Regions from separate parts of the Homo sapiens genome. Here all the other regions are linked to region 1. The links are chromatin loops, found by intact Hi-C in ENCODE. Cell type or tissue: heart right ventricle. All regions are shown on one strand. Region 1 overlaps MICAL2 (microtubule associated monooxygenase, calponin and LIM domain containing 2). Region 2 has its middle 5.5 kb from the start of LINC02989. Region 3 overlaps MICAL2 (microtubule associated monooxygenase, calponin and LIM domain containing 2). Region 4 overlaps MICAL2 (microtubule associated monooxygenase, calponin and LIM domain containing 2). Region 5 holds the start of MICAL2 (microtubule associated monooxygenase, calponin and LIM domain containing 2). Region 6 overlaps LINC02547 (long intergenic non-protein coding RNA 2547).

The links. Hi-C counts contacts between places; a loop is a spot of excess contacts. Peaks named below come from ENCODE experiments on the same cell type or tissue, not always from the same donor. Only the 100,000 strongest peaks of a DNase experiment are listed, where the experiment ranks them.
Region 2: it touches region 1 in a loop (4-fold over the local background); 56 of 110 quality-filtered maps call a loop at or near these places.
Region 3: it touches region 1 in a loop (1.9-fold over the local background); 18 of 110 quality-filtered maps call a loop at or near these places.
Region 4: it touches region 1 in a loop (2.4-fold over the local background); 48 of 110 quality-filtered maps call a loop at or near these places.
Region 5: a loop joins it to region 1, with 2.9 times the contacts of the local background. A loop is called at or near these places in 57 of 110 quality-filtered maps.
Region 6: a loop joins it to region 1, with 3 times the contacts of the local background. A loop is called at or near these places in 81 of 110 quality-filtered maps.

What each region holds. Positions count from the first base shown.
Region 1 is chr11:12,234,765-12,238,764 of GRCh38, reverse strand. It overlaps MICAL2 (microtubule associated monooxygenase, calponin and LIM domain containing 2), which reads right to left. Exons shown (of 28, transcript NM_001282663.2): 16 at 2,520-2,588. Among named protein-coding and RNA genes, the nearest start is that of MIR6124, 73 kb to the right of the region's middle. In heart right ventricle, CTCF peaks have their summits at 2,065 (motif pointing right) and 3,023; no DNase peak of the experiment used is centred here; H3K27ac peaks cover 3,910 bases.
Region 2 is chr11:12,090,383-12,094,382 of GRCh38, reverse strand. No RefSeq gene overlaps it. Among named protein-coding and RNA genes, the nearest start is that of LINC02989, 5.5 kb to the right of the region's middle. RefSeq lists enhancers at 973-1,473, 1,474-1,974 and a silencer at 1,867-2,161. In heart right ventricle, a CTCF peak has its summit at 2,050; no DNase peak of the experiment used is centred here; H3K27ac peaks cover 2,069 bases.
Region 3 is chr11:12,180,990-12,184,989 of GRCh38, reverse strand. The region is part of intron 3 of MICAL2 (microtubule associated monooxygenase, calponin and LIM domain containing 2); the gene reads right to left. Among named protein-coding and RNA genes, the nearest start is that of MIR6124, 19 kb to the right of the region's middle. RefSeq lists an enhancer at 2,156-2,656. In heart right ventricle, no CTCF peak of the experiment used is centred here; a DNase peak (open chromatin) is centred at 2,152; H3K27ac peaks cover 3,943 bases.
Region 4 is chr11:12,157,743-12,161,742 of GRCh38, reverse strand. The region is part of intron 2 of MICAL2 (microtubule associated monooxygenase, calponin and LIM domain containing 2); the gene reads right to left. Among named protein-coding and RNA genes, the nearest start is that of MIR6124, 3.9 kb to the left of the region's middle. In heart right ventricle, a CTCF peak has its summit at 1,949; DNase peaks (open chromatin) are centred at 439, 1,792 and 2,632; H3K27ac peaks cover 4,000 bases.
Region 5 is chr11:12,108,800-12,112,799 of GRCh38, reverse strand. MICAL2 (microtubule associated monooxygenase, calponin and LIM domain containing 2) reads right to left here and starts at 2,210. Exons shown (of 28, transcript NM_001282663.2): 1 at 2,074-2,210. RefSeq lists an enhancer at 1,601-2,304 and a silencer at 1,847-2,516. In heart right ventricle, no CTCF peak of the experiment used is centred here; DNase peaks (open chromatin) are centred at 1,621 and 2,329; H3K4me3 peaks cover 2,860 bases; H3K27ac peaks cover 2,574 bases.
Region 6 is chr11:12,049,293-12,053,292 of GRCh38, reverse strand. All of the region lies in intron 1 of LINC02547 (long intergenic non-protein coding RNA 2547), which reads right to left. Among named protein-coding and RNA genes, the nearest start is that of LINC02547, 20 kb to the right of the region's middle. In heart right ventricle, no CTCF peak of the experiment used is centred here; DNase peaks (open chromatin) are centred at 2,102 and 2,452; H3K27ac peaks cover 613 bases.

The DNA.
Region 1 (4,000 bases):
TTGCTCCTGTCATCAAGATTGAGAAATTAACACTGGCACAATACTATTAACTAAATTATACACTTTATTCGGATTGCATCAGTTTTTCCACTAATATCTTTTTTCTGTCCCAGGATCCCACACTGCATTTCATCACCCTGTCTCCTTGGTTTCCTACAAACTGTAACAGTTTCTGTTACAGAATGACACTTTTTGTAGGGTACTGAGCAGCTGTTTAATAGAAAGCCCCTCAATCTGGGTTGGTCTGATGTTGTCTCATGATTAGACTTTGGGGAAGGACACCACCGAGGTGAAATGCTCTTCTCATTCCAGTACAGCGGGCTGCATGATATCAACGTGACTTATAAGTGGTGATGTAGACCTTGATCATTCGGTTATGCTATTTTATAAAACGGAGTTCCATATAAGATTTCTCTAGCTCATCTGCTAACAGTGAAAAATTGAAAATGACCACTGTTTACTAAGAACGTCTGTTCCCCCTTACTACGGGATCTCCTCCCACAGGCCTCAGGAGTATAAATGGTGCTGCCACAGCAAGTGGGCAGTAAGTTTTCCCAAGGACACCAGGAATGTCCCTCACAGGAACAGACATTCTCACGACAACAAAGATGTGTTCATTTAGAAGAAATTCACTGGAAAAGGCAAGCTATAGTTAATTTTTTTTTAAAAAGATCCCTAGGTGTGGCAGCCCTATGGGGAACCTTGTATGTAGAGCCACTCTGAGTGTTGGACGAACACAAACCGAAGAGGCATACCCTCCTTCAAAGTGAAATGTAACTGTGCACAACAGCACAGGCTTGAGTGAGAAGAGGCTGTGCTTACTTGGGTGATCACTATTTGTACAAGACCAAAGTTAGCCAGGACGGTGGGCCATACAGGCCAGCACTTTCAGACATTAACGGGTCCACGAATCACCAGGAAATCAATCCTCAAAAGCAGATTTGCTTTCTGTAGGTCTGGGGTGGGCCCTGAAAGCCTGTACTTCTAACAAGCACCCAGCTGCTGCTGCTGCTCCTGGATCTTGGATTACATTTTGAGTAGCAAGAATTTAGAAAGAATATTGCTTTGTTAAAACTGACTTAAAGCAAAACCGTTGCCCCAGGAGACTGTCCAGGGCTGTCTCAGAAAGGGTAGACACAAACCAGATTTCTTCCCACTCCAACTCCTAGGTTGCCAATAACAGAAACAACACTCACATACCCTTAAATAAATAAGCCATGGGTGAAACATAGGAAAAGACTTCCACCTGAGACAAAGTGTACCCAAGGGAAGCTTCTTGGGAATAGGCAGGAGCAAATCCCAGGCCCTGAAGCTAGAGAGCTGACACCCGTAATCTGGGAAATGGAATGTGTCTGTAGCCTTGTGCAGTCTCCGCTTCCTCTCTGTGTCTCTATTTGCTGGCTTCTTGCTTACACCACAGCCAAGTGGTGGAGAAGAAACAGTGCTTCCTGAAGTGCACCTTCAAGAAGCTCTAGGAAAATGTTCAACCCAGGGTGTTTTGAACTCATTGGGTAGAATGGGTTTGTTCATATTTTAAGATGTGAACTGAACTCGTTTTTCTTTGTCAGCGCTTCCCTTTGACCATCACAGATAATGGGTTGAATGGCTGGCTGCTGCTTTCCCCAAGGTGAACCTCATGACTCTATTTATTATAAAGCTCACTGTTGTGAGGGGCAGCAAGTCAGACACGAACAACCATGTCATGCAACTATACAGCAATAAAAACTCTTCGACCATAAACAGTAGAAAAAGTCCCTTCTACCTCCTATCAATCAGATATCAATGTATTATACAGACCGTCCCTCATGCCTCTAAGTCATCATTTTGAGGTCAGCCAGTAGGCTGGCAAAAGCTGGCATCCCACACTTCGCTGACAATATGCATGCTTGTGGAGTTGGAATGGCTTTTTTTGAATGACGTGTATATCTCAGGTCTCTTTTAAAAGCTGCCCAGGGAAGCAAGAACTGACACTCTTTCCCCTTGATCAATTTTTCAGAAGCAGGCAAGAGATTCAGGCTCTCCTTTGACAAAGTAACCTGTAATTTTCTTCTTTCACCAGAAGGTGGCACTTGTGGAGACCACGACATATGCCTTAAAGGCTAAAAGCAAAGGAAACACAAATGGATACAAACGATGATTGGGAGAAAAGTGGGAGTGCTGATGCCTCTTTACTATTTACTGTTAACAGTGGTTGTATATTGATTAACATGTGTCAGATACCATGTTCATCTTATTCATCTTTAAAAGTCCTGCCAAGTTTCATGTATTTCAAGTGTATCATTGCACGTTACAGACATGAACCACATCCTGGGAGGTTGTGTTTCTCAAGGTTACACAGCTAGTAAGTAGTGAAGCGTGATCCAAAACCCCAACTGTTTTTCCATCACGCCAAGCTTGGAACCCAGTGGTTCATGAGAGAGGGAAGGAACAGGGCCAGGCTGCTACCACAGTGAGGCTGCCTGTGGCCACTGGTTGTCAGGAAACGAGCCTCTGTTTAAAGCCACACTGTGTACACAAACCTCGTCCAGGTTGGTGAAGCCCTTCCGTCTCCGTTTGTTCATGTCATTCTCTCCGGTTTGACCATCCACCTGCAATGGCCAAGAAAGCAGGGTGAGCTCTGGGGGCCACCAAGGGCTTCAGTCCCACTAAGATCCCTGAGGGCATAGGGCTGGCTTTGAGCTGGCGCTGAGGATGTGTCCCTGCCCACAAACAGCTGTCAGCCTACAGGCAGGAGTGGTAGTAAATGACTCCGCACTGTGACAAATGCTGTCACAGGGTTTTGTTCAGGCACAGCGGAGAGAACCTCACTCCACCTAGGGAGCCAAGGCTTCGTCAGAAGGGGCTGGAATTACACCCCAAAAGATCTTCATGAAACATCAAAGCAAAAAGAATCCCGGTGACATAGGCAGGGCAGGGATGATCTCCATTGCAAAGTGGCCTTGGGCTCAGAGCAGTTTAATGGTTTGCCCAAGGCCACAGCCAGGTCTGCTGATGCTTTCAGTGTGCTGCCTCATGGAGACCAGCTGGGGTCTCTCTGCACCCAGGGAGCCTCTCTCCTACAAGAAGGTGACCGGGTTCACCTCACATGGACTCTCAGGGCTCAAATGAGCTGCCTAGGGATTTGATGGCAAATCAAGTCTGCAATTCACTCACCATCACAGATCCTAGTAAACAATATTTTATTAACTTCAAATAAGCATTAACTATAGCCTGATGACTAGCGTGACCATACAGCCTAGTTTGTTGGAGGTGGAGGGTAGTTCTGATTTACCGCTTTTTACCCCCAGCCTGATTGTTAACAGTGCCCCCTTCACTCTCAGAAGTCTCCTGGTTTAGATGATACATGACATGGTTGCCCTACTGAGAACGCCTCACAGCCCACTCTCTGCTGCCTGCATCTGGGCATTGAAATCCAGAAAGCCCTGCTCTACCCAAGCCCATTGCATCACCCTGCAAGGGCTCCCAAAGGGCACTCGGCTGTCAGGCTTGTCTCCTCAGGGAATGAGCAGAACTCTGGAGGCCGAGCTGATGCTATGGCTGGAGTGGGAAAGACTGAATTTAGTACCTCCTCCGTACCCCATGGGTAAGCCTACCCTTGTCGCTGGGCTAGGGTCCACCTAGGCTCCCCCATCCTTTTCTGGGGTAAGACCTCTCTGCTACCAGTCTTCAGCCACGGGAGCCTTCTCCAAATGGCTAGTTCTGTCAGAACCAGGGAGCCATGTCCCATTGACCATAGATCGCTTCTGCAGGGAGCCATCTACCCTCTCAGAGGGGGCTTCCATCGCAGGCCCATATTAAATCCTAGCCTTTCTACCATTTTGGATGCAGGGGGAAGTGCTGCAGGCCACCTGCTCACCTCAAACCCAGGCATACAGCCCAATCAGCCCCGTAAATCCTAACCTACCCGATCACAGGAGGATTCTTTTACCTCCTGGTTGTCTGAAACAACAACCCTAGCTACGGGTGCCCCAACACACAACCCAGTACGCATCCCCTCCCT
Region 2 (4,000 bases), 140 kb after region 1:
TCCACTTTCAGTGGATTCCTAGTCGATCGCTCTGACTTCACTCATTTTTCTGCCCACTACCTGCCAGAAGGATCTTTCTGAAGCACTTGTCCAGTGTGAATGCTGCCCTCCAGCCCACAACATGACAGAGAGTTCCTTTCTCTGTTTTCTTTACTCACGTGCTGCTCTCCTCATCCTCTGTGTCTGGCGAACTCCTCATCCTTCAAGCCCAGTGCCATGCTTTCTCGGTACTCACACTCTCAGCAGAATGGACTGCTCCTTCCTCCCGTGCTGTCTCTAGCCTTTGCAAGCACATCCCCGTTTGAGCATTTGTCACAGTGTGATCATTTACCTGCCTCCTACACTGGGGAGGGCCGGACCTTCATTAGTCTTGGTACCTCAGTGCATGACCCTTAGTGGGTGATGAATTAATGATTGTGAAGTCATTGAGTGTCATATGTGAGAAATAGACAAAAACACCCCTCCTTTTCCCCTCCCAAGCCATAACCAGGCTACTGGGGGAATCCGGCAGACCAGGCACATGGGGGATTTTTTTTCCCTAATGTTTCATTTTCTTTCTTTCTTTTTTTTTTTTTTTTTTTGGAGATGAGGTCTCACTATGTTGCCCAGGCTAGTCTTGAACTCCTGACCTCAAGTGTTCCCCCAGCTTCAGCCTCCCAAAATGCTAGGATCACAGGCGTGAGCCACCATGCCCAGCCATGCTAATATTTCAAACATAAGGAAACAAAGTATGACACCGCAAACGCTCATGCGCCGGCCATCCAGCTTTCATGAATCTTCTCCGTTTGCCATATCTGCTTCAAATATTTTCTTCCTTTAAAGACATAAACATAGTTAATGCACACTCTGTGCCCCACAGGGATCCATTCCCTTTCTCTGGAATTTGGTGTTCATCATTCTAATGCGTGTTTTTACACATTTACTACAAAGGCGTATATTTCTAAACAATGTTTTATACTTTTAAAAATGTTTTTAAACATCTTACCTTCATGAAGACTCCTGTATGTGACATTACAATTTGATTTTCCTGTCAATGTTATCCAGATACATATGAGCGTCTTTCTGTTCCCTGTCTTCTGCTCCAATGTCTGTTTGTCTATTTGTGTGGTGATTCTTTAACATCAGTGCCTTAATAATGGATTTTAATAGCTGGCAGCTAAGTCTCCCCTCCTTGTTCAAAGTAATTTAAGCTATTCTCTGGCCTCTCTTCCATGTGAATTTTAGAATTAGCTTGTAAAGCTTTGGGAAATTCCTTACTGAAGTAGGCATTTCATTCAATGCATATATTACTTTGAGAGGAATCCTCATCTTTATGGTACCGCGTCTTCCCCTCCATGCACCTGGTAAGGCTCTCCAGCTAAGGAGACCTTTTGTGTGGGATGTGGCAGTGCACCCCAGGGCATCATTCCCAAGGCATCCCCAGCAGCAGAACAAAGAGCCTCTGAGAGACCTCTCACTGCGTGTGAGCAGAGCCCAGCCAGCAGGAACCAACTGCCAAAGTGAGGCCAACCCAGAGATGCCAAATAAGCTGAACGCACGATTTCTATCCCCTCCAAATTCCACTTGCAGCAGATACTGCTAATCCACCCTAGTGCTCTCTTCCTCCAAACCCAACGCCCTCAGCCTCCTTTCTCACATGGCACTTCAGGCAGCCCCTAAATAAGTCAGGCACACCAAGTGAAACCTCTGTGCACCCAGCCTAAATCTCACGAAGCAGACAGGCATTTTCTGGGACCCTATGACAACCCAACACTGGTGTCTCTGAGGGGACTTCATGGGCCTGCACGGAGCTCTGAGCCTACCCTGTTTCACAGGCACAAGTGCAGGCACATCAGATGCACACTCTCCTCACCATTTTAAAGATTGCTTCCCCAGGGAGAAACAACTGATTTCAGGCAAACCAATGAGCCGAAAAGGCTGAATGGAGAAATATTTTGCTGGGGGAACTGGTGTTGACTTTTCATTCCAGCCACCAGGCTACTCTGAGTTTTTCAATGTGCAGAAGGCCTTCACAGCTGGTGCCTGAATGCCTGGCGGTAGAAGCTATCTATGTCTCCTTCCACCTCTTTTTGGAAACAAATAATTACCATGTATTACAACAAAGATCACAACAGAGGTCTGTTTAGGGATCTCTGCCTTGCTCCCATCTGTACCTTTTGTCCCAGCACCCAGTAGACACTTACCATATCCTGATGCAGATTAGAGCTCAGCAATGTTTGATGAGTGTCACGTGTCAAGCCCTGGGTTAAAGGATACTTTGTCCTACTTTGTCTGCACCACGGTGGTGAGTAAAATCTCCATGTTGCAGATGAGAAACAAAGGCTCAGGGAAATAAAATGACTCCTCCAATCAGGGCTACTTAGCTAGTCAATGACAGGCTTGTGAGCCAAGATCTACCCACCTGTGATGGTGGAATCTAAGTTCAGTGCCACCTGCTCATTGCTGCCTGCTAAGGAAGGGAGGAGAAAAGGGAGGAAGGAAGGAAAGGAAGAGGAGACAGAGGGGCAGGGACAGATCATAGAAGGAAGAGAGGGAAAGGAGGAAGTTGAGAAAGAGGGGAAGGGAGAGAGGAGGGCGTGAGGGAAACTGGTGGTGGTGGAGGCTCCAAACCTGCCTTCCTCTTCTCTCTCCCGGAATCTGTGTCCTGGGGGAGGTTGTATGAATCTGGAAGCCCATTCCAGACTGATCTTGTATTTCCCTTGCAGTAAGAAGAGGAGGAAGAGGAGGAAGCTTAGGAATCCTCTCTGAAGGGGACATGGTTCTTGGAGGCCTGATTTGTATTGGGGAGAATCCTGAAACCAATCACTGAGGGAGCACTACCCTTTATGATGGGGATGGAAAAGCCACAGCAACCCTATGGCCTCTAGTTTTGGAGAGGGACTCAGCTAAAGACCAAAGGAAGCACCAGAAAGAAGAACTGAAGAGTTTAATTTGGTTAAACATAAATAAAAATAAAAACATCTCTAGAATATAGAAACTATCTCTAGAAGTCCGGGTGTTGTGGCTCACACCTGTAATCCCAGCATTTTGGGAGGCTAAGGCAGGTGGATGACCTGAGCTCAGGAATTTGAGACCAGCCTGGGCAATATGGCAAAACTTCGTCTCTGCCAAAAATACAAAAAATTAGCCGGGTGTGGTGGTATGCACCTGTTGTCACAGCTACTCGAGAGGCTGAAGTGGGAGAACTGCTTGAGCCTGGGAGGCAGAGGTTGTAGTGAGCCAAGATTGCACCACTGCACTCCAACCTGGGTGAAAAAAATAAAAGAAAAACTATCTCTAGGGGTGGAGCTCTGGGGAATGTTTTCTCTGTTCAAATGTTCTACCAAGCAGATGTATTACAGTGGATGTGATTGCCTTTAATTTGCTTGATTTGCTGGACATCGTTCAAAGGTCATCCCCAGGTATCAGTGGATGGATAGGAAGGAGAGTGTGTGCACTGAGGGTGTGGCTGTGGGCCCTGCAGGGGAGGCACCACAGGGAGGGGCTGGCACTCCTATGGGCTCAGACGCTCAGGTGAGTTGCCCATTACATAAGGTGCATTGCTAGGGCATTAGCTCAGCCAGGAAGGAACCACTCTGGACTTGTGACTTCACTTTCCCCCCTCCCTCTCTCCTGTTCCCACCCCCCACCCTGGCTCCTTCTTTTTTCTTTTTTTTTTTAGACGGAGTCTTACTCTGTTGCCTAGGCCGGAGTGCAGTGGCACGATCTCTGCTCACTGCAACCTCTGCCTCCACGGGGTCTCCTTCTGATAACTACTGAAGGAATTCTATGAGGCTATCTCTCCCCCAAGCTCTCTGGGGGAATGGGTTTAATTAAAAACCAGTCCAGTTTGCCCTCAGTAGGAAACAGGGCAGACAGGATGTTGGTGCAAAGCAAGCCAAAAACCTAGTCAGTATGGAAGGCATCTGCCTTCTTCCTGTCGTGACCCTCTGGGCTCAGCTCTGAGACCTGCCGGGACAGGAGTAGCGGGGGCCTAGGGCCCTCAGGGGGGTTAACATAC
Region 3 (4,000 bases), 54 kb after region 1:
ACACCCTCCTTGGGCCATCGGCCTTTTCCTAACTCACTAGGCTACATGAAGCCTTGCTTCCTCCCCTCCTGCTATGCAAACTTACAAGGCAGATGATTCAGGAGGCCTGGCTAACTAGAGAGATTCTGAGCACAAGGCAGCTGAGCTGACAGTTCCTTTGAGCAATCTGTGTGGTGGGATAATCTCACCAACACCTGAAGCTAGACAGGGGCATTGGAAACTGTAGGGCTCAGTATGGGTCAGTTACTGCTGTTGTTACCAGCCACCAAATTAAACTCACCCAAACTCTCTCCCCACAACTGACTGAAACAATGATTCTCCTAAGCTCATTCTTGTGACAGTAAAAGTACAGAAAGGCCCAGCAGTAGGCTTGGTTTAATACTGTATTGGGAATTTATTTATGAAATCTCTCAGAAGAGCTTAATTCCATCACAAACCTTAATGTCAGACATTCGCTGGGACAGATGACAGTTCAGGACACTCAGGAGGATGGCATTTCCTTAGTTTACCTCTCCCGGGCTGGAATTTCAGAGAAGCAGCTGACTACCACATTTTCGGCCTCTGTGGGCAGGTATGCTGGTGGTCAGGGTCTGCAGTGGAGCCCTCTCTTGGGACACAGATGCCCGTACTTAACCAGGAGGAGAATGGTGAACAGGGAGCGGCTTGCAGGACAGGGAGGCAGCCAGATAGAGAGCTTCCGCTCAGAGTCCTTTCAAACAGTCCTGACAAACAGTAATCATGACAAAGGTAATCATCTTCCTCTATGCCGGCCACTGTTCTAAGTGCTTTACACATATTATTTTATCCAGGCCTCACAATCACCCTCAAAGTTGGAGACTATTATCATTTTTCAATTAAGGAAACTGAGGCACAGAGAGGTGAAGTAACATGCTTAAGGTCACACAGCCAAGATCCGACGTGGTGGCTCACACCTGTAATCCCAGCACTTTGGGAAACCAAGGCGAGTGGATCACTTGAGCTCAGGAGTTCAAGACCAGCCTGGGCAACATGGCAAAACCCATCTCTGCAAAAGCACACAAAAATTAGGCAAACATAGTAGTGCACACCGGTGGTCCCAGCTACTCGGGAGGCTGAGGTGGAAGGATCACTTGAGCCCAGGAGATGGAGGTTGCAGTGAGCTGATTTGTGCCACTGCACAACAGCCTGGACAACAGAGTGAGACCCTGTCTCAAAAAAATAAAAAAAAGTCTCACAGCCATAAGTGGGATGCAAACCCAGGTTGGTCTGACCTCAAAGACCATGCTCTCAGGCCCTGTGCCACACCACCGTCTCACTCTGTGGCTTGAAGAAATAAGAGCTTCAAGGGTAGTCTATGTCAACAGTGTCCACAGCACACCTACTTCTCCTATGTCCTGAAGCAAGAGTGTCCCTCTCACCTCCACAGTCCCTAGCCAGCATCCTACCAGTGATATTTAAGACCCCAAATGCACCATCCACCTCTCTTGGCTCAGTTCAGTCTCAGAAACATCTGTGCCTGAGAAGGGCACAGGCGGTTAGATTCTGGGCTCTGAGCTGGAGCAGAGGCTCTGTGTCTGGGCCAGGACAAGGGGGAGGACATGCTGAGTGTGGACAGATGTCCACCAGGCCATGACTCTGGCAATCATTTTAATGAGCAATGCAGCGGTCAGCTGGGCACGCCAAACGTGTTCACCCACTCTGAAAACTGAGTTGAAATAGAGCATGATTCCAAGGCCCAGGTCAGTTAAATGACAAAGCAACAAAACCACAACAATGTATTACATCCAAACCCAGTGACCACAAAACTTTTCTGATTCAGGATTTAAAAAAAAGAAAAAAAAAAAGGAGTCAGGATATGGTTTCATGAAGGCATTAAGCCATCTCCCCCACCCCACATACTCCTAACTTCCTGAACAAAGAAAGCATTCCATCATTTTAGCGCCTTTCCACCAAGACAACAATAGGCTGCATTTTCCATCTAAGAACAGTTGGCTTGGAACAGCAGATAGAGAAGCAGTGAGAGTAAACGCAGGTCTGCGGGGCCACCGAGGACAATGATTAATGGGTTTCCCAGGCCTGCTATCAGCTGGGGCAGGCAGTATAGGAATAGGTCTCAGAACATGTTACCCCAAGGCCCTCTTGCAAGCACTCCAGTGAGCAGAGGATCGGCCTACACATTCCCAACCCATGAGCTCAGGCTGGAGGTGAGCCAGGGAGAGCCAAGGTGGACAGTGGGAGGAGGGTCAGAAAGGGTCTGAACGTCTCACTGCTGCTCCAGGAAGGGAAGACTAGCCATCCATTGAGGCATTACGACACCACCTCTGACTCGAACAATGGACTGTGTGGTGTGACCTTAATTAAAGGAAAAACGTAGAATCACAGTGCATTTAAAAGACCTTAGAGAGGCCATCTACTAAAATCTCTCATATCACACAAGAGGGAACAGAACAGAGTTGGGAGGAAGGGAAAGAGGAATTTACGTTTCTGACAATTTCCTATCGCTAGGAATCGTGTCGTGTGTGCTAAAGCCGCTACGGTGTGTTAGAATATTGCTGTTTTACAGATGTGGAAATTTGGTCTCAAGCCAGTAATTGGCCCCCAGTCACAAAACTAAAAAGCAGAGGAGCAGAGATTTGACCCGGATCCCTTCCAAGCTCTTTTCAGCAACTCCCCCACCCCTGACCCACTACACTGGCAGGCCCCACATGGCTCCTGACCCCTCTATTCCCAGCTCTATGGCATCAGAACAGGGGTCCTTAACCATTTTTATGCCACAAACCATCTCAGTAACTTGATAAAACCTATGGACACCTTCTCAGAATATTTTCTTTAAATCATAAAACAAAACATTAACAGATCTAGCATAGCTAATAGTAAGTAACAAGATCTAGTTGTAGGTCTAACACCTTACAATAATTTCAATAATTATTCACTTATAATAATTTCTAGTTGTAAGTGTAAATCCTAGCTTGAGATATCTGCAACCACTGCAAGAAGGAATGAAAATATTTGTGATTTCTATTAGTGATGAAGTCACAGGCACTCCTAAGATGGATTTGTTGCCTACAGTGTCCCTGTAATTGGGGAATATATTACGTTTCAGTTAGAGGTTAGTAAAAATAAAGGGTTTTTTCTTCATTCAAGTTCACAGACCCCAGGAAATTAAAAATCCGTGTACCAGACTAGCACTACCATGAATCCCCAGCATGGGGGACAGTTGTCAACTTTTCCTTAAACCTGTAGGACAAAATAATAGCAGTTGCGATTTATTGAATGTTTTAATGTTGCAGGCCCCTGTTAAGCTAACTCATGTCCTACTGACAGCTTTTCTTTAAAGTGGGTGATGCTGCCTTGATCTTACAAAGCAGAAAAGTTTGGTTTCAAGGTTGAATCTTAAAGCAAGTTAAACACATCTACCTACTTCATGTTCAAGTTTACAGATTATTGTAATTGAAGAGACTGTAAAGTAAGCTGTTAAAAAAACCATTTTACTTGAAATTCTCTTCTTGGCTGGATGGATTTTGAGTTCACGTAAACAAAACAAAATAAATTAGACATTGAAGCTGATATAAGGCTACAAATGCCATCCTTAACCGCAAATTGAAAACTACTAAATCCATCAGATTCATAGTACCAGGACTTTAATCGAGAATTTCTAATAAACAAAGGTGAAATTCTAAAACCAGACATTCATAAATATAAAATAATGCTGTTGCCCTCCTTAAATATTTCTGACAGAATTTCTTTTGAAAATAAATGTAAGAATAGGCCGGGCACGGTGGCTCATGCCTGTAATCCTAGCGCTTTGGGAGGCCAAGGTGGGTGGACCACCTGAGGTCAGGAGTTTGAGACCATTCTGGCCAACATAGCAAAACCCTGTCTCTACTAAAAATAGAAAAATTATCCAGGCATGGTGGCAGGTGCCTATAATCCCAGCTATTTGGGAGGCTGAGGCAGGAGAATCGCTTGAACCCCCAGGGGTGGGGTGTGGCGGGGCGGAGATTCCAGTGAGCTGAGATCA
Region 4 (4,000 bases), 77 kb after region 1:
GGGAAAACAACCCAGAAAAGTACACTATATATAGCACCATTGAAAGTCTATCATTCTCGGTGCTGCAAATTGGTTGGCTGATGTGAATATAACCCAGCCACATTACACTAAGGCACAGACAGAAAAAACTCCAGAGAACATCTCTCTAGATTTCATGACTGCCCACCTCTCCGTAGACACCCAGCTTTAAAGCCTTTCTTCATTCGTTACCAGAGAGCAGGGCTTTCCACTATCCACATGACAAACAGTCTCTTCTCAAAACTTCTGCTCCTGGTATCAGCTGGAAGCACACCATCTACCTCAGTCAGACTCACAGACAGACAGACAGAGACACGTGGACCTCCTCCGCCTGTGCAAAGGGGGCCTGTGCTTTGTAATTCCAGGCTGTGAGCTATTTGGAACAAGTGCTCCGGCTCATGGAAGGGAAAAATGCGATGGGTGCTCATTCACATCCCAAAAATAGCTTGCCTGGGCTTTGGCCATGGTCCTTTCTGCACCATTCTAACCTCAGACATTTCTTAGGAAAGTCATTTAAGTTTCAAAGGAACAAAAATAAAGTAGAGCTGATTTTCCAAAGCACTAGCTGTTTTTCCAGAATCCAAAGCTGGCACAAGAAAACAAATGTGGAGGAGCTGGGGCTGACCCAGCTGTCAGGAGGGCTGGAGGGGTCTCTGAGCAAGAGGGCACAGCAGACCGAGCTCCACCGATGAGGCCTGGTAAGAGGAGGTCAGCAGCACACAGAGCGCAGGCCTCACGGCAGCTCTGTGCTCCCCAGAGGGGCAGTGTTCATCGTGGACAAGTTGGAATTGTGGGACGGTTTTATAATACTAAAAGCAGAGAATGGTGTTTATCTTCCTCCTTAATCTCTTACTTATTCACTCAGCAACAATTACTGGTGCATTAGCAAGAGTCGGGCACCACTCAAGGGGCCGGGAATACGTAGGCTCAGGCCCCGCCCACAGGGGCAGATGGATTACAAGACCACAGGCAAGTGCTTGTGGAATATGAACCAAGGGCATGGAAGCCCAGAGCAGGCGGTGTCCAACAGAGCCTCGAGGAGTCCAGAGGGGCCACAAGAGAGAAATCTCAAGAAAGCTTCAATTTTAGGAATGAGATTTATTTTACTAGAAGACTGGGCAGTGGACATTCCAGGCCATGGAAATACCCACACAGGGATGTGAGTGTGGAAAGAGCGGGACAGTGGTGGAATGACAGCAAGTTCAAGGTTCAGGATTCGTGAGGAGGTGCGGTGGGGATGTCCAGCGCACGTGGTGGCAGGTGTCCCCTCCAGGCCAAGGAGGGGGACTGGCCTCTCCAGTGGGTGGTGAGGAGCAGAAGACAGAGGAGCAGGAAGAGACAAGTCTTTGGGAAGATGATAGGGCAGCAGTGGACTGGAGGAGGAGGCTGGAGGCAAGGAGGCAGCTAAGGGGCTGTCCAGGCAGCAATGAGAGGAGCCGGAAGAGAAGGGGGAAGAACAGCACATGCAAAGGAGCATAGGAGCCCACTGGGCACCACCTGCCAGGAGGAGCCTGCTGGGGCTGGCGAGGTCTCAGACACTGGATGCCCAGACTTGGGGGTGACAGGATCCCTGCAACTTTGTAGGGCCCTACCCGACCTTCCCTCTTTCCCGGAGAGCTTCCGAGGTGCCTGGCACTATGCTTGGCTTGAAGGGAGACTAGCACTCATTCCCTGCTCAGGCCTGGCCAGCTTCCCTGCCCTACCCAGGCTGGGTCCTCCATGAGGCCTTACCCAGTGACCCCGGTCTATGACACTCAGCAACTTCAGTAGACTGGGGAAGGGGGCTCTGTGCCCTGCCTGGTGCGACAAGCGTGGATTCCTTCACAGATCCTCTCTGGGCTCTGTGAGCGTCCACTGTGCTTACTTGGGCATGACTCACATAAACACTGCCTCCTACTATGTCTCCACTTTCCCCATGTGCAATGTTGCCACCCAGAGAGCATAAACAGAAGGAAGGACTCATTTGCTTTGCAGATCGTATTAACATTCTCAGTCTTTATCTATCTTTGGAACCACTTCTGTGCCCAGCATTGAACAAAGGCTGCAGTGGCTGGCCGAAAAACACAAGGCTATTTGAACTTGCCTGCTACACTACAGTCTTTTCTGAGGACAGGCAAGCAGTACAGAGAAAACTGTAAGGCTTCAGAGCTATTGCCTCACACAAGCCACTTCTGATTCTCAGTTCCCTTACTGTAACAGACAAATTATAATCTCATCCTTGCAGGGTAGCTGTGAAGGGCAAGAAACGTGGATGACGGCAGAGCCAGGTCCTGGCAGGCACTCAGTAGATGTGGTAACGCACACTGCATCTACCACAGGAGGCAGATTTGTACCTGGGGAAATGTACCAGTTTAGAAAATAGTCTTGTAAATCAGTTCTCCAAGTTGCCAGCTCCTCCTTGTCTAAAATTATGAACAGTTTAGAGGCATCAAGCCAGACAATAATTTACAAACTGGAAGAAGCTGTCTCCTCCGCACCCCAATCAATGGCCACCCCTCCTCCCCTAGAAGAAGAATGAACAACTTCGTCTTCGGGCTCCAGTGGAAAAAGAGCTAAAGGTGGTGCTGAGGGCTGGATAGGCGTGGGAGCTCCAGGAACCAGCCCTTATCTAGAGTGAGATAAGGGGAGGTGGAGGGAGATGGTTTGACAGGAGAAGATAAGCGCAGCTTGGATATGTAGCCCAGCAGCCTGTACCAGGCTCAGACTTGCCACCCTGGACCTAAACACCCATCTCACCCTTTACAACTGGCTTTCCAAGTTAGGTCACAGACCTTAAAAATGACTCTAACACCCATGGCGGGTAGCTTTCCTCGTGGGATTAACATCAGAATATTTAGAGTCAGGGTAACCTGAATGTGAATCTGCTCTCAACACTTGCTAGTTTTGTGACCCTAGGCAAGTTACCTCATCCATCTTGGCCTCAGTTTTCTCATGCGTGAAATAGGGATAATACAGGCTTCCCTCAGTAACCATGGGAGATTGATTTCAGGATCCCATGCAGATACCAAAATCTGTAGATGCTCAAGTCCCTTATATAAAATGATGCCATGTTTGCATATAACTTACACACATTCTCTCGTATACTTTAAATCATCTCTAGATTACTTATAATACCTAATACAAGTGCTATGTAAATACTTACATTGCATTGTTTAGGAAATAATGACAGTAAAAAAGCCTGTACATATTCAGTACAGATGAAATTATCTGTTTTTTTTTTTTCCTGAATATTTTCAATCCACAGTTGGTTGTATCTGTGATGTGGGACCAATGGATGCAGAGGGCCACCTGTTCTCCTCACTTCATGGGGCTCTAAGGAATCAGTGAGATCATGTATGTGATAACCAATACTCATTACGATTCTTCAAACAGCCCAAACATCATCATATCAAAAGGAAGGGCAAAAGAAACATCATTCAAGACTACTGAGACTAGCTTTCTGGGTCAAGGAGTTATATACAGGTTGAGTATCCCTTATCCAAAATGCTTGGGACCAGAAGTGTTTTGGATTTCTATTTTTTCTTTTTTTTTTAGAATATGTCCATCATACTTACTTGGTTGAGCATCCCAAATCCCAAAATCCAAAATCCAGAAGACTCCAATGAACACTTCCTTACAGCATCATGTCAGCACTCAAAAAGCTTCAAATTTTGGAGCATTCTAGATTTCAGTTTAGGTATAGTCAACCTGTATACTTTAAAACTAGAGGACAAGGGCCTTCCATTTAGAAGGTCTGAGTTCAAACTCACTTCCTCTCTGTGTAGACTTGGACAACTCATTTATTTTTTGGGTTTTAGTTTCCCATGTATAACTAGGGAACCTCATAGAAAGTAGTTTTGGTAATGAACTGAAAACATACAGAATTCAGGACAGTGCTGGGAATGAACTGGGAAGGGCTGACCTAGCACTCAGAAGGACTCAGTGATTCTGAGCTTCAAACCTTTCTTCCAGAGAACTGGAGTGCAAAACCTTTGGTGGCTAT
Region 5 (4,000 bases), 130 kb after region 1:
TATACTAAAGTATAATGGATTGGTATCAGTTTTCATGATTTTCATGACATCATGAAAATAAGTCATGAAAATCATGACTTATCATGATTTTCTTTTGAAAGAGGGGATGAGCAGAAAGCCAGAGCCCTAGGCCTAAAGGAAGAAGGGGCTGGAGATAAAAGTGATGTCATGTTTTTATAGAGGTATGTTCAAACTGGATTTCAATTACCCCACAACCATAACACTACACCCCAACACCTGCCCCCCCACCCCCAAAAGCCCCACGAAACTAGAATCAGTCCTAAGGTAGAGGTTATTTCAGCTAACACAGTCCTCCTAGACTATACCAGAAGCCAGCTTCTCAGAGGTGAGGCCAGGTCAATGGTAGAAGCAGGCTTCCTTCCAAAATAGCACCCAATCCCTCCCCATAGCAATCTGGCCAACACTATCCACTACTCTTGACTAGGGGGAGGATAAGGGGTTTGCAGGTTGAACAACTTGGCTAACCTGGGTCACTTCAACTGTTTTGCCAAAGAAGCATCCCCTGAAATCCTGGTGGAGAGCATCTTTTCAGAGGCTGGAAGGCTCTAGTCAGCACGCTGTGGGGCCATGGTCCTGCACACAGCACACCACTTCCCACAGCCATGAAACAAGAGCACTGGACTCACACTGACAGGGCCAGGACCTGGCTCAGACACTTGTTGTGTGACCTTGGGCACCTACCATACCTGAGCCTCTTTCCCCATCTCTAAAATGGGGAGGGCAAAACTCTCAGCGTTTTTGGAATAACCATGAAATTGGCTGCAAAAGTGCCACAAGACAGGACCTGTTGCCCAGTAGGCACTTAATAAGTCCGTCTTCTCTCTGCATGAAGAAAGTGAGTTCTTACGGTATTAGAGTCTCCAGGGCATTGCACAGGACTACCCTGGAGACCGGAGGCCCACTTGTTGGGTCGACTGCCACTGGGGAGGGGGAGCAGGACAGAGTAAGTGCAGGTGTCAGGGAACCTGGCACAAACACTGGAGGGCCAATTCGCCTCTGGCTTTTCTCCCGTGGGACCAGCCCACAAGGGGCCTGGCTGGTGACTTCATCCTTCACCAAAATCATTGTAGACTGTAGTTAACAGGCGACAATCACAGCAAGAGAGCCGGCACACTGCTGTAGGCCTGGCGGGGCCCTACAGGCTTCCAAATAAAAGCTCTTTCCGCTTTAAGAACCCAGGCCTCAGAATAAACAATGTGGAAGGAGGCACACTACTCTGGTTTCCACATCCCCTCATCCCCATCCAGTAAAGGCCGTTCCCAGCTCTGCCAGTGAGGCTGGCGGTGAATACAATTTACCCCACCTGCCCCGTCTGGCCCGGCAGCGGCTTAGACGCTGTGGGCAAGATCCCACCTCTCCCCGGGGCCAGCCAGGCACCTACAGGGTGGGTGCCGCGGACACCCTGCGGGGGTGCTCCTGGGCCTGGAGCGAGAGCGGGCTACTGGGGATGCGGGAGACGCGATGCAGAGCGGACAGTGCCGCGGCCCCTCGGACCACTGCCACGACCCCATCCCGACTGGGCTCCAGCCCGCGGCCAGCCAGGCCACTGACATTTGGCCCAACTTAACTTCCTGTTACTAAAGAGGGAGGGGACAGGGGAGGGGGAAAAGGGCGCCCAGTGAAGAGCTGGAACGGGGCGTGCAAGGCTCGGAGCCCCAATCCTGGGAAGTTTGGGGATGGTCTTCTGCCAGGTGACAGGCAGCACTGCAGGCGCGTCACTCCCACCCCGTTTTGGCGCTTGCGATTTTCTAGGCTTGGAACTGCAGGGTTTGGGTGTTGCGGAGCGGAGTAAGAGGTAGTTCGGCGTGCCGGTGGGAGGCTTTTATTGCGTTCTAATTGGTTCAGAGGCCGGCCAGGGCCGCCCCGGGCTTCGTCGCAGCGCCACCTGCTCACTGTGCGCCCCGCCGGGTGGGTTTGAGGCGGGGGATGCTGCGGCCGCACCTGACCCTCCCGGGCGTTGGACACGGCGCAGAGTCCAGCCGAGGCTGGCACGGTCCCCACCCGCGCCCGCCCGCCCTCCCCACCCTGAGGCCAGCGCCGCCCCCGCCTTACCGAAAGTCGCGCGGGCTGCCCGGCCCCGGGTCAGGCCTGCCTCGGCCCTGGCCGCGGGCGCAGCGATCGGGCCCCGCGGGCCACTGACAGAGCTGGGAGCGAGCGAGGCGGCCCGGCGCAGGCTTAGCCAGCCGAGCGCCTGCGGTTCTGCGCCGCGCGGTGGACCGGGCTGGGGAACGCCCCCGACAGCGGCGCGGCCAATGACAGGACAGCACGGAGCCCGCCCCGCCCCCGTGGGGCCGGCTGTCACCGCCGCTGCCGCCGGCGCACGTGGGCTGTAGCCCGGCCCAGAACGCAGGGAGTGGCCGGGCGCTCCCACCCTGACCCGCACAGGGCGGAGACCAGGGGAGGGCTGCTGGGAGTGGGGCGTGGTGGCGCTGCGAGATGAAACCCCCGGTGTTGGTAAGCGGGTATCAAGGGAGCGGCGAGGGCCTGGGCCTCACGCTTCTTGGTCTAGGCGGCTGGAAAGCAAGACACGGCATCCCCTTTTGGACATGGGGGAGCAGCATGGCACTTCTAGTACCGACTGTGTACGTCCTGTGGACCTCCCTCTTTGCTCGGCTCCTTGACCACCCTGAGCTTCCGCAAACCTCCTTGCTAGCTAATAGGATCTTCCCCTCACCTGGCCTTGCTTGGCTAAAGCTAGTGGGAAGGGGGCGGTGGTGCAGACTACCTGTGTTACCTTGGTCAGATCACCTAAACACCCTCTACCTTTGGCTGTCATATCCCTATCTTAATCTCTGCTCTGCCCACCTTCCCGGGTTACCCTTACCCCCCACAGCTCCAGAGAGCAACATTCACAGACAACACAGTGTGAATGGAGTGGGGCCTAGTGAGCAATCAGAAGCACTCTGTAGACTATAACTACTGTAAAACACCTTGTGTTTAAACGGCTCTTGTAGCAGTTATCATGAAATGGGGATCTCCATGGGCAGGAACCATGTCTGACTCACCTCTGGAACCCAGGGCCCATCACAGGGCTTGGCCCGGTGTAAGCATCAATAAGTGTTCTTGGAACTGAGCTACCTAGGCAGAGGAAAACAGGCAGGCTTGAGCAGTGAGAAACAGTATTGTGGCTCCAGGCTGCTGGAATTTCCCCAGCACAAGACCACCTCCAGGAGACACCATGTTCCCTTGCCAGACAAGTGCAAACAGAACAGTTTGCCTCCCCAAACCTGCAGATTATTATTATTTTTTCTCTACTCTACTTCTTGCCATGTGATCCTACTCTCAGCCCTTTGGTGTTTACCAGGTATTGTCCTACCTGGCAGCTCTCTTAGCTCTCTCTTCAGAATTCAATCAACTTCCTGTAGATGAACTTTCCAGCAAAAGCTGTTCCTACCCAGTTTGCAAGGCCCAGTCAGCTTGTACTCTCAGAGGGCCAGCACTCCACTCTGATGGAAATCTGCCTGTGATGCCAGCCTGGGGAGTGCCCTTCACACGTGATCTCATCTAAGCCTGGCTTGACAGGTATGTATTGTATCATCATCCCATTTCACAGATGTGGAAACTGAGACCAGTGAGGTAAAGCAACTGGTCAACATCACATGGTTAGTAAGTATCAGAGTCCGGATTTGAGCCAGATCTGGTTCCAGAATCTACATGCCTAAACACTATGTGCTGGGGCCTCTACAGCACTGCCCATGCCTCTAGGGTACTTGACAGGTCAAGTCTAACCCTGAAAGAGCTGCTCTAGGCCTGACCCACTCCCAGTCCATCCAAACAGTCTGTCAAGCTCAGGCCAGGGCACTGTAAGGGAGAGGAGACTCCACTGGCCTGGCCCTACCTTATTTAGAAGAGTGATACAGGAAACCCAAGGCAGTGAGGAGCTTCAGGAAGCAGTGTTACATCTGTCCCCACCTTAACTACACTGGACATAAAGCCTCTTGCTATTGGCCTGGACCTGAGACACCCATGTGGTGGATAG
Region 6 (4,000 bases), 190 kb after region 1:
GGCAGGGGCTGAGAAGGCAGGATCCACCCCAGACCACAGCATCTCCAGAAGTAGCTCCCTGGGCTCAGACCTGTCAATTAAAGGCATTGAAGATAAAAGAGGGAGGTTTCAGTAAGCAGCTGGGCAAGATGAAAGCCCAAGTGCTGTTTTATGGCCTCCTAATGGGAAGATTCGGATGCACCTTATTATGCCCAATCAAGTAATTATAATTACAGAAACCCGGGAGACTCAGAGGCGGCCTCCTGGCTTTGGCTTTCACTCCCAACCGGCCTTGACAAATCACGATTTCTCATCTCCTCGCCCACAGGAATCTAGGAACATGCTAATTGCCCCAGAGTTTGGCAGCAGGTCCCACCCACTCCTGGGCTAGACACCACGCACCTGCCCCTCCCCAGCCCAGGAGCCAGCGAGATCTAGCAGTGTGTGTCCAGCCAGAGCCTGGAAGCCAATGGGCAGAGCAGCCCCCGCCCTTCAGCCATGGGTAAACAGAGGGACACTAGGAGTGGGGGCGGCCACGGCTAGCGGGATGGCCAACTTGCAAGGGCCAGCTCGACTGCTGCTGCCTGCTGCACACACTGCATTTTGTTGATTTTATTGTTGTGCTCCCCCTATAAAAATATGAGCTCCATGAGGAAGGGTTGGTATTTGTTTCCCATTGCTGCTATAACGAGTCCCCGCAAACCAAACTTAGTGGCTTAAAACACAGAAATGTATTATCTTACAGTTCTGCAGGTCAGAAACCTGACTGTGCTCAAATCAAGGGCAGTGCTGTGTTCCTTTCTGGAGCCTACAGAGGGGACTCCAGTTCCTTGCTTTCTCCAGCTTCTACAGGCCGCTTGCTTTCCTTGGGTCGTGGCCTCTTCCTCCATCTTGGAAGAAGCCAGGAATCACATCACTTAGAACCCCGTGTCCATCCTCGCACCTCCTTCTCTGACTCTCCTGCCTCCCTCTTCTAAGAACCCTTGTGATTACGTTAGGCCCACCTGGATAATCCAAGGCACCCTCCCTCTCTCCCAGTCAGCTGATGAGCACCTTAATTCCACCTGCAACCTTAAGTCTCTCTTGCCACGTAACATCACATAGTCAGGATTGCAGGGATTAGGGCATGGACGTCTTTGGGGGCAGGGAGGATCATTATACCTACCACAGGGCTAGTGTCTCTTGTTCCCTGCTATAGCCCCAGTGACTGGAACAGTGCCTGGTTCATAGTGGGCCCTCAAGAAAGACGTGTTGAATAAATTCATGAATAAATACATGAATAACCATTAGGAATACTATTTAAGGCTGGGTACAGTGACTCACTCTTATAATCTCAGACCTTCGGGAAACCACGGTGGGAGGACTGTTTGAACCCAGGAGTTCGAGGCCAGCCTAGGCAACATAATGAGACTCCCAGTCTCTACAAAAAATAAAAAATAAAAAATTAGCCGGGTGTGGTGGGGTGCACCTCTAGTCCCAGCTATCTGGGAGGCTGAGGTAGAAGGATCGCTTGAGCCTGGGAGGTAGAGGCTGTAGTGAGCTATGATCACACCATTGCACGGGGTGAGACCCTGTCACACACAAAAAGAGTAAATTTAATATTATAGCAAACAGCTATCACGCTTACTAAGTGCCAGGCACTGTTCAAAGTGCTTTACAAATATTTACTCATTTAATCCCCAACAGTTCTATGACGTACATTTTGTTATTATCTGCATTCTACAGATGAGGAAATTAAGGCACCAAGGAGGAGCTCGCCCAAGGCGCCACAGCTAGTGAGTGGTGAAGCTGGGATTTGCTCTCACGTTTACCGAGCCTACCTATTATGCATCCGGCCCTGGCTGAGCATGTTACATTTCTGATCTCATTTCATCCTCAGAGAGGCCATAAGGGATGTGGGTGGAATAGGAACAGAATTAACAGGCACAGAATTAAGTCACTGGAGCAGCTGAGGAACTCTGAGAGATTCTGTGGCTCAGCTGGGGCAATGAATTGTGTATTGCTTTTTGAGCCTCCTTTGCTAATTAGACCAGGGCCCACCCCCGCAAGCAGACCACAGGTGTCTGGGTTCCCACCATGATGTGGGGCTCCTGCCTCAGCCCTTGCTCCCAGCTTCTGCCCCTAACCGTTGCAACTGGTGCCCAGGCCGCTGCAGATGGCAGCAGGCCATGACCTTCACCTGAAGCTGGACCTGGCAGGTCTGCCTCCAGGAAACCTCTTCCCCAAGGGACAGGAACTGGCTTCAAACCTCACCCAGAGCTCAAGTTGCTTTGCCCTTTTCACTGATGACAACCGTGGGGACCCCCATAGCTGGGCCCTATTCATATTTTGCACATCCTGGAGCTGTTTGCTCTCTACATGCTGGCCTCGGCCACCAGCCCTGTGACAAGCTGCCCCTCTGTGATAAGCTCCCCACCCAGAAGCATGCCCCTAAGACCACAAGCACCAAAACCTGCAGGAAGCCCCTAAACATGGCCCCCAGTTCCCTCCAGCTCTGCAGGGAGAGTGCTGCTCAGGCAGGGAGGGGGAACTGCGCTCTCTCACTTGCATCTTAACCTTTGCAATCAAAGCCAAGAGGAGGGAAACTCTTGTGCCTGCCAGCACAGTGGGGCATCGCATTTTCTGTTCCTGCCAGCACATTTTTCTAGGTCAATGTCAGATCAGGGAAATCCAATACTGCATGTCCCAACGTTTTATTTGAAAACAGAGAAGTTGCTTTCCAAAATAAATAGCGTTTACAAGTAAAGCCTGGAGAAGCCTCTGTCAGAAATGGACTCTGGGCCCAGGCAGGATAGACGTTTCCTAGTGGCTTTGATTGATGTAAACCCAATGTCAGCCCCAGCTCCAGGCCTAAAAGGAGAGGCTGGGCTGAGGAAGAACACGTGTATATACACATACGTATTGATGTGTGCCCGTACATATGCATTTGCATGTATCCTTAAGGGTCTCTGGGTATGATTAGCATGAAGAGTAAGTTGGGGGGCTTATATGTGTGTCCTTATATGTGTTTATGTGTACAGGCATGTGAATGTGACTGTGTGTGCCTGTGTATGTGTGTGATGTGACACCCAGCCCTGTTTCTCAGACACCCAGTCCTCTTTCTAGACACCCCCTTCTTCTCCTCCTTGTACCTGTTCTTTTTCTTTTTTCTTTTTTTTTTTTTTTGACACAGAGTCTCGCACTGTCACCCAGGCTGGAGTGCAGTGACGCGATCTTGGCTCACTGCAACCTCCGCCTCCCAGGTTCAAGTGATTCTCCTCCCTCAGCCTCCCAAGTAGCTGGGATTACAGGCCCAGCTAATTTTTTGTATTTTTAGTACAGACAGGGTTTCACTGTGTTGGCCAGGCTGGTCTTGAACTCCTGACATCGTGATCTGCCCGCCTTGGCCTCTCAAAGTGCTGGGATTATAGGCGCGAGCCACCGCACCCGGCCCCTGTTCTTTTTCTTAACTGATTAAGGGGCTGGGGCTCAGATCTTGACACACTGTGACAGGCATTTCCTCTGCTCTGTTTCTTCTTGGTGCCTACCCACTGCTCCTTCCCAATTTGATGTTGACTTGTTGTGTAGACCAATGGAGTCCAGTTTTTGGTTACTGTGTTAGGACCCAGCAATTTGAGCCCAGGCTATGTTAACAGCGCTCTGTAAATGGTACCATGCACTGCCCCGGAAGGCCGCTGGTGTCACTTCTCGCTGACGTCACCCTGACTGCAGGATCTCCCTCACAGACCTCCGACTTCTGCTGTCAGTGCAATCCTCCCCAGGCCTTGCCAGTTTCCATGCTCAAGGCCCCGCCTGCCTGATGACCACCTGTCTCATTAAACTTAAGCAACTCAGCCTGGCTTCCAAGATCTGAGTATCTTCTTAGCAAATTCTCTTCTCAGGAAGTGTGTCCCCTTCCTGAGCACCTCGGCCAAGCTGCCCCATACTGTGTTAGCTCTGGCCCCTCCCTTACCCACCTCTGAGCATTTCTTTGCTCACGCTGTTCCTCTGCCCTCACACCATTCCCTGCTGCCACTTCTCT